2 separate regions of the Homo sapiens genome follow, and region 1 is linked to region 2. Evidence: chromatin contacts called from ENCODE Hi-C or POLR2A ChIA-PET data. All regions are on one chromosome and are shown on one strand. Each heading gives the region's core, a stretch centred on a gene start or an enhancer-like site at or near the end of the contact. The rest is flanking DNA. Distances are from core to core; before and after follow the strand shown.

The links. Hi-C counts contacts between places; a loop is a spot of excess contacts on that map. ChIA-PET counts read pairs that join two places held with the same protein, here RNA polymerase II (POLR2A). Pooled maps may share reads with other maps.
Region 1: a loop to region 2 is called in a map of heart right ventricle, with 8 times the contacts of the local background. The contact joins the enhancer-like site here to the promoter of SIPA1L2 in region 2. A Hi-C loop is called at or near these places in 35 of 168 maps with a recorded cell type or tissue (A673, CD4-positive, alpha-beta memory T cell, IMR-90 and 19 more), 1 of 37 single-sample maps with no recorded cell type and 21 of 50 pooled maps. POLR2A ChIA-PET finds 5 or more read pairs at or near these places in 1 of 52 experiments (MCF 10A).

The regions. Positions count from the first base shown.
Region 1 is chr1:232,429,945-232,436,047 of GRCh38, reverse strand. It overlaps SIPA1L2 (signal induced proliferation associated 1 like 2), which reads left to right. Exons shown (of 23, transcript NM_020808.5): 16 at 3,577-3,801. Among named protein-coding and RNA genes, the nearest start is that of SIPA1L2, 200 kb to the left of the region's middle. Within about 2 kb of position 3,572, at least 2 of the 41 ENCODE cell types and tissues checked have a DNase peak (open chromatin) inside an H3K27ac peak, as active enhancers do; they include heart right ventricle and left ventricle myocardium inferior, where a contact is called at or near this core.
Region 2 is chr1:232,626,280-232,632,149 of GRCh38, reverse strand. SIPA1L2 (signal induced proliferation associated 1 like 2) reads left to right here and starts at 2,017. Exons shown (of 23, transcript NM_020808.5): 1 at 2,017-2,281. It overlaps LOC124904551 (a long non-coding RNA gene), which reads right to left and starts at 1,568. Exons shown (of 2, transcript XR_007066943.1): 1 at 714-1,568. RefSeq lists silencers at 1,600-2,079, 2,140-2,239.

The DNA.
Region 1 (6,103 bases), core at 2,323-4,822, 200 kb after region 2:
TGTACTCTTAATTCTTTAACTCTGGGTTTTCACAACCGACACCATAGCAGCCTCCTCCAGCCCCAGGCACACACACGCACATTCCTTGGCAGCCACCCGGGAGTTAAATAAGTACAGAATTGTGTATATGGCATGATTCCAAGATTGTACTAAGGAGGCAAAGGGAGGACTTACAACTCTTCAAGACAAGTTACACTCTTGTGAGGAAGAGGGTAGGGGAACAGGAATCATCTATTAAGCAGAACAAGCATATATCTAGCCTGCTTTCTCCTGCTGTTCAGTTCTTTTAATTTAGCAAACACATTTTTTTTCTTTCTTCGAGGGCAGGGCATTTAGATAGGAGCTCAGAATACCAAGCAGTATTTATGCTAACCTAACTAAGGCTTTGCAAAATGAAATAAATCAACTGCAAAAACAAACCCCATGTTCTGGATTCTCCTGTAAATGGCACACACGACGTTGGGCTGTTTATCATTATTCATGCCACCGTACCTTTCTCCTGGTACAAATGACTGGACGTCAGCAGTATAACTCCGAAAGAAGAGCATTAGTCCAGAAGGAAAGAATTCATGAAAAGTTTGTGGACAACATTCTAGAATGTTATCAGCATCAGAGAACACTTCTGTAATGATACGACTGCTACTAAACAAGGAATTATGCCACATTGCTCATCAAATGGATTCTGTACATTTGTTCTTCAAGTTAACTTTAAAACATCTTACAGTTGGGATAAAATACATTTCTAATGAAATCTAATTTTTAGAAAATGTTATAAAACAAATGGAAAAATACATAGAGTTTGTGATCACGCTATCATTACCTATACATTTTCAAAACTATACGCTTTGGTCATTTTAAGGGGGAAAGGTGAGTAACCTACACACATGCAGCTTATTAACTAGACCATGACTTTGAGTGCCCCAGCCTTTAACAACGAAACATCTCGGGGATCATCCAAGGCTTTAAAATACATGAGACACACGGGTAGTGGAAGGCAGTGCACAGTCCTTCATCAGGTTCTTGATGGGGAAACTAAGGCCATAAGCCTTATTGGGACAATGGGGAAACTAGCATGTGGACTGTTAGATAACAGTATTGCATTAATGCCTGATGTCCTGTACATGATCATCACTTGGTTAACTACTGGGGGGATGTCCTTATTCTTGGGAAATGAATGCTGAAATATAGGAGTATGATGATGTCTTTAGGCTTGCAGCTAATTATCAGATGGTTCAGAGAGGAATTAGTGGATCTTGAAAAAGGGTATGTGGATGTTTATGCTACTATCCTTTCCCTTTTCTGTAGCTCTGAAATTTTTCAAAATACACTTGGGAAAATAACATACAGGGCGTCAGAGCTCGTTGTCTAGACACACAGTTTTCATGTTAGGGCTCCCTAACTGGCGTGCACCCCAGTGAATGGGAAGAGTCCATTAGCTCCTATTATTCATGCCTGTTGATTGCTTGCCTTACTCCTCAGGTCACCTTGGTCATGTTGCTTTACTGTTCTCCCGACCTGGTGTTCCATGTGTGTGGATGTCATTGTAGAGGCAGTGCAGCGTCTTCCCGAGACCCACAGTTAGCACCCAGAGAGAGGGAGCCATCAGTCATACTCAAGGGCACCAGACCAGCCACCAGCAACTAAGTTTCTTCATAGGAGTAGATGAGGCGCTTTGTTTGTTGGTTGGTTAATTTTACTTAATACCGCAGTGTTTTCCAAAACGCAGAGACCCTGAAAATGGGTCCGTTTATTTTGTGTCTTTATTTCCTCTTGAACCTCTACAAAAAGTTCATTTTAATATCACTCTTATTTTTATACTTTATTCGTCTTTTATGAGACTTGCTTTATACATGTATCAGAAAAGGTCTGTGCTCACCTGGGGTTTCAGAATAAGATTATATTTACAGCATACTGGAGGAGCTTGCTACCGCGGGAACCCTGTGTTAAACTCTTTCAATAGAAAGGACTCCTACTCGTGAATAATCCTTTGCTGGGTCACTTTCTGTAACTACGTTTATATAATGCTTACCCTATGCTACTCACTGTTCTAAGTGCTTCACTAATATTAACTCAGATTATCTTCAGAGAAACCTTCGGAGGTAGATACTGTTATTATCCTCAATTTACAGATGAGAAAACTGAGGTTAAGAAACTTGCCCAGGGTCTGGCAGTGGTAATGGACAGAGCTGATGTTGAGACCCGGAATCCTCGCATTGCACTCACGTGTCAAGTTTGCTGAAAGTGAAGCCCACCTGCCTTTCTGAACGCTGAGATTAGACCTATAATTTAAACTCTTAAAATTTTTCATATTTATAAAGTAACTTTTGTTTTTCATAAAACATATTGTTGATCTTTCTAATTTAAGAAAAAGATATTTCTGGTGGTGGTTAACTGTCCACTTAATTTCTCAGTCAGCCGGGGGTGGGTAGTCCTTCTGGCCTTAGCTTAATTACTAACCTTGAAAATTTTTATTGTTTTTAGGGCCTCTGTCTGTTTCAGTATTGTTGCTGTTGTATCATATGATAATGCAGCAAACACCCCTGTAACTACCACCAGGTTAAGGACTAGAACATTGCTGTGTCTGGAAGCTCTCTGCATCCTACCCAATTACAACCCCTTCTCTTCTCCCTTGAGGTAGCCACTAACCTGGCTTTTGTGATAATCATCCCCTCATTTTCTTTACATTTTCCTGAATGACATGTTGTTTACTTTTACCTGTTTATGAACTTTATTAAGCAACTGGCTCATGATCATTGTATTCTTTGTGACTTGCTTCTTCTCTACATTGTTCATGAGATCGCCCAAGTCGTCTGTAGCCTCAGTCCATTCATTCGTAGAGTATTCCGTGTATTCATTCATAGTTATTAATCGAATATCCTTCTACTATTGATGATTTGGGTTGCTGCCATTGGGGAGTTCTTAAAATCAGTGCTTCTAATCAACATTGTTCCATGTTGACAGTTGCACGTGCAGCAGGGGTTTGCTGTGTGTGTGCGCCCTTGGAGTGGGATTGCTGTATCGTAAGCTCTGCAGGTGCACACACCTTCATAGGTAATGCTCAAACTGTTTCATGCACTTTTTACTCCCACCAGCAGTAGGAAGGTACCTATTGCCCCAGTTCTTACTAACACTGGGTCACTGGGTATTGTCAGGCATTCCCATTTTTGCCTGTCTGGTGAGTATGTAATGCTATTCCATTGTGGTTTGCATTGGCATTTCCCTGGAGACAACTGAGTTTGAGCACCTTCTCCGACAAATATATTCACCATTTGAGTTTGTTCTCTTTTGAAGAATCAGTTTAGGAATGTTGCCCATTTTTCTATCAGATTTCCCCGGCCATGTTTTTAACATCCTTCCTGCCACAGGCATACAACTTGCACGTGAGTAACCTTAGCCTACGTAAAATGAGGCTTCCTAGCAAGCTCCATGGTAGAAAGAAGGCTCCATCTGCCTCACTGGGCCCGATTTTGCTCTCGGAGAAAGACTTGAGTAAAGCCTTGTGGCTCTGAATTTGGCCGTGTGCCAGCACTGCTGAAATCAGATTGTATTGCAGCTTTTGTCTGTTTTTCTCCTCAGTGGTTCTCACCATTCAGGAAGCCCTTCAGCTCACTGTTCAAAAAGTAGTGGGTCTCTGGATTCATCCAAAGTCTACATCGTGTCTCACAGCAGCGGACAACAGGTTCCCGGGTCCATGTCCAAGCCCTACCACAGACAAGGGGCAGTGAACAAATATGTCATCGGCTGGAAGAAATCGGAGGGCAGCCCACCGCCCGAGGAGCCTGAAGTGACTGAATGTCCCGGGTAAGGTGGCTGGCTGTTCTTCTCTGGTCAGCATTTTTCACTGTAGGGATTGACTAAGCAAATGTATTTTCCTCCCAAAGGAAATGTATTTTCTAAAAAAGAATAATCTAAAAACATCTTTCTTAAACTCTTTAAATGTTGATGTTTATATTTCCCTATAAAATTATTCTCTTGATTTTTACATAAAAAAAGGAAAAGAAATCTGTGTTCTTTGCTTTTATATTCAAATCTGCCTGCAATAGAAAAGTCATGGTAACATGCTGCTGATGGTGTGAGTATAGCGTCTCTATAAATACACCAGGTCAAAGGCAGTTCAAATTCCCACAGAGTCCTGTGTGTTCCTTAAAGTTGCCGTGTAAGTGACATCCTAAAACAAAAAGTATTTTTCTTAATTTTAGCATGACTTCCAATTTTCCTTTTAGTTGTTAGGTTTGAGGTTGAGGGGGGCGTGGTGGGCACGTAGGAAAGGATGCTTTGTATCTGTTTGAAAAAGAAAAAGATTTAAAAATACTGATAACCCATCTTACAACACTTGTGAAAACTATGCTGATGCCTCTGTGAAGAGACAGGTAAATAAATTGCATTCAAGAATGCAGAGCAAGGCTGGCTGGGGCTAAGGAACTATTTGCTTATTTCGTAAAGAAGCTTAACAGAATACTCGTGCTAAATGATCAGGTCTGTGTGCTCTGCTGTACCTGCCTGCGATAGCGTCATCAGGCGTGTGGTGCTGAGCGTGGCTTGCACCCACACTGGGATGGCTCTTCAGAGAGAGCCTCCAGATTTTACACTTTGCCAGTGAACTAGTATCACTTTTTTCTCTTAAAAAAAATGATCCTGTGTCTTAAATACAGCTCATATGATATTGCCTTCTAAATTAAAAATTCTTTTAGTGCTTAAATTGAACATGGAATCTTTTGTTAAAAAAATCATGTCAGTCATTGCAAATGGCTTATTTAGGAAGGAATTTCATAGTGATAACTAGCCCTTTTTATTATAAATGAAAATGGTAGAATGATACATTGGTATTTCTGTCTAATAAGAGTCTTCTGAGTGCTTCACGGGAATTCATTCCAAGCCTTTTTTAAGTTCTGTGAAATATTTTTAGAAGCATTTTATATGTCGCCGTAGTACTATGTTTAGGCGAAGGACTCTTTTGGAAAGTCAGGGAAGTGTGAAAGGAGCCCATTCGGACAGTTTTAATGCAAAAGCCCAGGGTTTATGCATTTCCACGCACTGGTTTGATGGCACTAATGCTCAGTGAGAGCGAGGCAGTGTCCAGAATGAGGTGAGAAAGGGGTTTGTGTCTCTTGAGTCGCAGGTTGTGTGCACACTAGAGGAGACTGAGATTGTGTCTCCGCTGGAGCTCCCCACCTGGGGACCCCTGTGGTATGGAAGGGCAAATGGCAGTCCCCACACATGCTCTTGGGTATACCTGGGAGGGGAGAGGCTGTAGAAGTTCTTCTGTCCTAAGCTGCATTTTATCGGGAGGATTTGAGCTCAAACTGGTTATCGCAAGAGGCCGGTGCTGGGATTCGAGACCAGGGCTCCTGGTCAGTGTGCCGGCTCATCCTGGCAGATGGAGCAGGTGCCCCAGGCTCTGCCCAGCAACACAGAGTGTTTCTAAGGCAAGGCAGTCATACAGGACTGCACTAACTAGATTTGAAGTTTTATCAAAACAGTGTTTTACCGGATTGCTGAAAGATATGCTTAGAAAACAGTCAGCCAAGTACATCATATTTTTAGTGTCTCATTGTGCACTGAAGAAGAAATCAGTTGTGCTCTCCAGAAGTTTCACATAGACCAGTTATTTCTCAAAATCATATTGTGGAAGCCCTACTGTTAATTTTGTTAATAATATCATCTTACATTTTTAAATAATATCAGCGAATGAGCAGTTCTGTCTCAGGCTTCTGTGCACCCATTCATGCTGTTCCCTCTGCCTAAATGTCCTTTGTGAGTTTCTGAGCCTGGCCAGCACCCTCCCAAAGGGGATTGTTCTCTGCACCCGCTAGCTCAGTACTTCCTACAGTGTCTTCGCACTTGATTGGTCATCTCAGCCTGCAGAACATATACCACATACATACCACATGCACACACCCCCGGACTGGAGGTCCTGTGCAAGCCCCCTGTCCTGCTTAACTTCACTACTCACGGTGGCAGGCACAGAGTAAATCCTCAGAGCGTATTTATGACACGTCATTGGATAATTTCTTTAAATTACTAGTTTAGCAGAGAAAGCTAGTGTTTTTTTATAAACACATATTTTAACACATATTCTATAAACGTATATAGAAACTAGAAC
Region 2 (5,870 bases), core at 768-3,267:
ATTGATACCTCTTGTAGAGTATCTACAACATATGAGGATACACCTGTGAGTTGGTGAGCTCTTGAAAAGCCGAGCCTTATGTCCTGTGCATTTTATATTCCCAGCACCTAGTATGGTCTGGAACATCAGAGGATCTCCATAAATCTGTTTTTTTTTTTTTTTTTTTGAGACGGAGTCTCACTCTGTCACCCAGGCTGGCGTGCAGTGGCATGATCCCGGCTCACTGCAAGCTCCACATCCCGGGTTCACACCATCCTCTTGCCTCAGCCACCCGAGTAGCTGGGACTACAGGTGCCTGCCACCACAGGCGCCTGCCACCACGCCCGGCTAATTTTTTGTATTTTTAGTAGAGACTGGGTTTCACCGTGTTAGCCAGGAAGATCCTGATCTCCTGACCTTGTGATCCTCCCGCCTCAGCCTCCCAAAGTGCTGGGATTACAGGCTTGAGCCACCGCGCCCGGCTTCATAAATGTTTGTTAAATGAATACATGACAATCTTGTAAATGCTGATAATGGGGTGACAATTGGGAAACTCATCAAAACCTGGAGTGCTCAGGAATTGTATTATGTCACAGGATTGCTTCTTGACCTGTTTAGTTATATCTAATCCCACAGATTATACCTATAATTTAAAAAGATACGAAAGATTGTATAATGTGTACATGCTTCAGATCACAGAGAAATATAGTGTGGGAAGGACCGCCTCTATTTACCTTTTAACAGGGCTGTGTTCTAGGAAGTGTTTGTGATAGGGAAGTAGAGATAACACTTTTTCTTCAGGAAGAAGTCTGACTCTAGAAGGGGAGAAACTGAAAGCCCCAATCCAGTCTCAGGGAACCCAGCTCAAAACTCTGACAAAAAAGCCTGCTCAGGAAATTCTACGGTGTGGCTGGAAGGTAAGTTAGAGGCTGCCTCCACCTGCTTTATTATTCCTGCGTATAGATGACTGTTGCTGTCCATTTAGGCAGAGTCAATTCCAGTCTAGCTTAAAAGATTCTTCTGAGACCCTTTAATCTTTCAGCATCTAATTCAAATGTCAAGCAATTTACAATAATAGTTTCAAATAATGCTTCCTCACAGGTGAGTCAACATTTCTAAGAAAGCAGAAAAGTTGGGTATAAAAAGTTCAATTCTTCCTCGTCGGAAAAAAGATGCAAGACATTTCTACCGTGGGCTGAGCGCTGCCTGGAGGGCAGGGAGGAAGGGGTGAGCGGACCGCGCTGGGATGTGGGTGCCTGGAACTGCCAATCTCTCCGTTTTCCCCTTGGCTCCTAAAGGTCTCTTAGCAGCATTTCCTGCACGCTGGCACCCCCTGTCCTCCTAACGTTTTACTGCCTGCGTGTTTCTCTGTGCTTCCCCACCCTCCGACCCACAGGGCCCGGGGCGCCCTCCGGGGGCCGGCACACAGCAGGGTCTCGCTTCCTCGCGCTGTCTTCTTCAGATGGGATCACTTCGACTTGCGGCCGTTTGGGCGTTCGCGGGGCCTCGGCGATTCTGTGGCGTCCTGGGCTGTGTATGTAGCCCCAGCGGCCGAGGCTCACGGATCCGACCGCCCGGCCGCCGCGTCTGTCCCAAGTTGGGAGACGGGAGGGCCGGGTGGGGTCGCGCCTGCGCCAGGGGGCGGCTCAGAACCAGACTCGCGGTTTTTAACTTATTCCTCAGAGGGGCGAAAGCGAGTCTCGACAAGGACGGCGACGGCTCTCTAGAAGCCGGGGTCCAGGTAGGCTGCCCGGCCCTCGAGCTCGCCCAGCGCCGCTCATGATGCGCCCCGCAGCCCCCTCCCCAAGAAGGGCGTCCGGGCCCCTCCTGGACGCGCAGCTCCCGCGCGCCGCGGGGCCTGGGAACAGCGCACCGGCTGCGCCCGGAGCCGGGCGGACGGTGAGACTGACGGCGTCCGCGCCCAATCGTGGGGCGGGGCCGAGGGGGCCTGCAGGCAGCGACCAATGGGAGCCCGCAGAGCGGGCGGGGGGCGGTGCCGCTGGGCGGGCGGGCGGTGGCATCGGGAGCCGGCGCGGCAGACTGGGAGCCCGGGAGGAGCTGGCGGAGCGAGAGGAGGAGGAGGACGGAGGAGGAGCACCGCGCCCCCGCCGGCCGCCCGAGCGCAGGCCGAGAGCTCCAGCCGCAGCCAGCGGGTCCGGGCCGCCTCCGCCGGAGCCCGGCGCGGGGAGAGTCCGGGCCGATGGGCAGCCCCGGGCAGCGGCGGGCGGCGAGGCGGCAGCCCGGGTACGCGCCGCCCGGCGCGCACAGGCTGTAGCAGGTTCCGGCGGACGGCGTTGCGAAGGTTCGTGTCGGGGAATCCGACGGGCAGCGTGGCGAGGGTCGGTTCGGGATGCCTGCGGCCAGGCGGGGACTGTCCCGAAGGGGAAGGGGATGCCCTTCGGGGCGCTTTGGGGGGCTGACGGCGGCGAGGGGTGCGAGGGGCGCGGGGGTGCGAGGGTCGCGGCGCAGGGTCCGGCTTGTAGACGCAGATGCGCCCGCGCTCCCGATCCCCGGCTGGAAGAGGAGCCGCCGCCGCCTGTTCTCTCCAAGTTATCGATCGGCTGAAAGGTTATTCCCGTCTCGGCGACACAGGCACTGAGGAGGGTCTTCTCCAGGTGCCCAGAACTTCGCTCTGACTAACGCTCTCTGGAAGGGCTCGCGGTTGCCCGACGCAGCTTCCCCGGCGCGCCTGGCCAGCTGACGCCGAACTTGCTGCGGGGCTAATTCCCCTTCTAGAGGGGGTGCGCCCGGAGCGCGCGCCCTCACCGGGACGGATCCCTCTTTGTAAGACCGGGAGCCTCCGGCGAGCGCTCTTCTCACTCACCGCGACCTTTCTTCCCACTTTGCCAGCTCCTGGGCCTCTCCGGGTCTTCCCGTGTCAGTGAGGGTAGTTTGCCCACGTCCTGGGAATATCCCTGGGAACACCTACAGATTAATTTTCAGCCGTGCCGCAAACCCAAAGAATCAATTTCGGCTCATCATCTGCAAGAGAGAGCCGAGGCTTCTCGGAAAGAGAGAACAACTTGGCATTACCCCTGTGGGAGATATTTGTCATCATTAACCTGCTTGAGTTAAATTAATTCAGCCCAAGATGACTCTGGCCTGAGTATTGGAAAAAATCAAGTGCATTGGTTACGGAATTGTGCTCACCAAAACATGATTTTGGTCAAAACAAAATTGTAGACATTTTGGATTTTGGTTAGATTGAGACTGGGTTTTGACAAGGATGGCTTTTTTTTAAAAAAAACAAGGAAAAAAACCCTCAAAGAATCTTGGTGATTCTCATGTCTTTGCCCAGTAAGTTCAAAATAGTCGCACAGATTTTTCTTTTCTTTGCCTCTTTTGTCTGCAGTCTCCATTCTAAACGTTAACACTAGATGGCTTTCTTATGACAGACATTTAGTAAACTGCCCATTTGAGTCGCGTTTGTGTGCAGCCTAGGTTGTAATTTTTCTAGTGTTACAATTAGTAATTGAAGAAAAAAGATCTCCCAAACTGTTGCTTTTTATTGCTTTCCTAGAAAACCTACACATACCGATATTTTTGCGGATATTGAGAGGTGGCCTATTATTTTTGGCATTCCCAAAGTTGAATTTCAAGAGACAACTTGGTTACTGTATTTAGTTACATCATTTAAGAATGCTTGTTTCATGTTTGGACTTATTTAAAGAATTCAGAGTTCTGTTAGTTTTGTCATTCTGTTTAGACAATATTTCCAGTTAAAAGATGTTTACCGCTTGATTGAATTTCACTGCTTGATTCAGAGTTATAAGAGAGTATTATTCATGAGAAAAATGCAGTCTTTCTTAAGTTTTGGGTATAAATCACATTGATTCTTCCTAAAAGATTCCATTGATCCATTTTGGGAAGAGATGCAGTTAAAGTATCTGCATGATTCATACCAGGGATTGTGTTAGGGACATCTCCCCAGAGGATGTTTGATTTTTTCATTTCTAAGCACAAGCCCTTTTATGACAAGCACAATAGCCCGTAGTTTCAGCAGTAACAGCAGCAGCAGCAGCAGCAGGCTCCCAGTTATGTTTTTAAGCACTTTTATTCTAAAGCAAGATCACGGCAGCCTGTCCAAATCTTGCCTAGGTAGGCAAACTTATTTATACGCTGAGTAAATATCTTGAAATTATCTTTGTAGCTATCATTTATTGTGTGCCTTGCCCAGCTTAAAATAAGACATACTGAATTTGTTCTAAATTAGAGTGTATTCATAAATAGCTGAAGGAAAAAGAAGAAAAACTACAGAGCAAACATCTGGGAAGTAGGAAATGAAATCAGAAACAGCTTTTATCAGTACCCACATTCTACCTATAGATGGGGTGAAATGAACCTGGATAAGAAGCAGTGTAAGCACTTGATCCGGAAAAGCAAGAGCTAGATCACAGGTATGGGGGTGGAGCTTCTGGCTTTTAGTATGGGCCACAGATTTTACCCAGTTGCTTTAAGTATATGTTTTTCATTAGATGCTTTTTATGTTTTGAAATCATAGATTTTCTCAAAGAGCTTTAATTGTATGGAATGTAACTTTTAGTCTAATAAGGGAATTATCAGATCATGATTTGGCTTCTATGATGCTTACTGTAGTTAAAGCTGTGTAATATGGATTTGGAAGGTGTTTTTTTTTTTCTCCCCCTCACCCCGCAAGACTGGGATGGTGTTTTGAAGGGTTCCTTGATACCTGAGCTTAGTAAACACTTGTCCACCTTGGGGATCTTTTTACCTGAGGCAAAGGAGAAGCGGGTTATTATTTTGAAATTAGCAGTCTATTTCTGAAAGTAAGGAAATACTAGCTACCCTGAAAAACCAGTTGTTTGGTAATTGAAACTGGTTTAAAAGCACTGTGTTTGGGCATCGAAACTAGTTTAAAGGGATTGTGTTTCCTGCATACTTTGCAAAGAACTATGTGTTTATGTGGATACAGCCCCTTGCCCCCAACCATAATTGGTAAATGCAGCGTTATTTTTTGAGATTGAGGAAGGCATTGAGTTTTTGAACTTCTGATCAATTTATGGTGGTAGTTGAGGATTACAAATCCTTTTAAAGACACACTGAATTTGAAGAAAATTTAGACTAGGGTATTGTTAATTGAAAAGCTGCTTTTTTTTTTCTTTCTGTTTTGAACTTCAATGAAATACAAAGTACAGTCCTAGAGAATAGTGAACCATGTTCTAGGTTTTCTACTTCTGTTAATGTGCCTAATTCATTTGCAGAGTGAGAGTAGAAAAAGCTTTAGGCACAGACAGGAACCTTGAGCTTCCTGCCTCTACCACCTGTCACAAATGAATTTGGATGAAACTATTTTCATGATCCCTTTCAGCACCAAAATTTGGGGTTTCTTTAAGGTTTAAGACGAACGCATTAGAGTAATGAAAATGCCTGTCTGACTGGGATGTTTATATTTTTCATGATTATGTCATTTCTTTGCCTTGGCCTATAGTAAGTTTGTATGTGAATGCTTTGCATGAGGGTCATAGCTACTTGGTTTACCTTGAAATCAATGATTCAGAAATTGCTTTTTGTGTTCCAGTTGCATGTAGCTGTGACTCCTTTTAAAAGTGTGGTAACAATGTGGTAGGAATTTAAAAGCTTCCCAACTTTAGACATAGATTATTTTGATCCTTTCTGAACTGGATTCATAAACTTTGGTTCCAAAGAACAGCAGCTGTAGAAGGGAGCCAGATCTTGACTCACTGTTGAGGTTCTGCTTCTTGAGAGATTTCATATTTAGTGCAACCCAATTCCTTGGTTCGTTCTTCTCCCCCAGTACTAGATAGCCAAGTTGGGTGGTAGGAAGGAAGAAAATATGCAGCAAGTCGAGTCTAGTTGTCATGCTCCTTTGGGCCAGAAAGGACCTTAAAGATTGTCTCGTCATGTTGTTC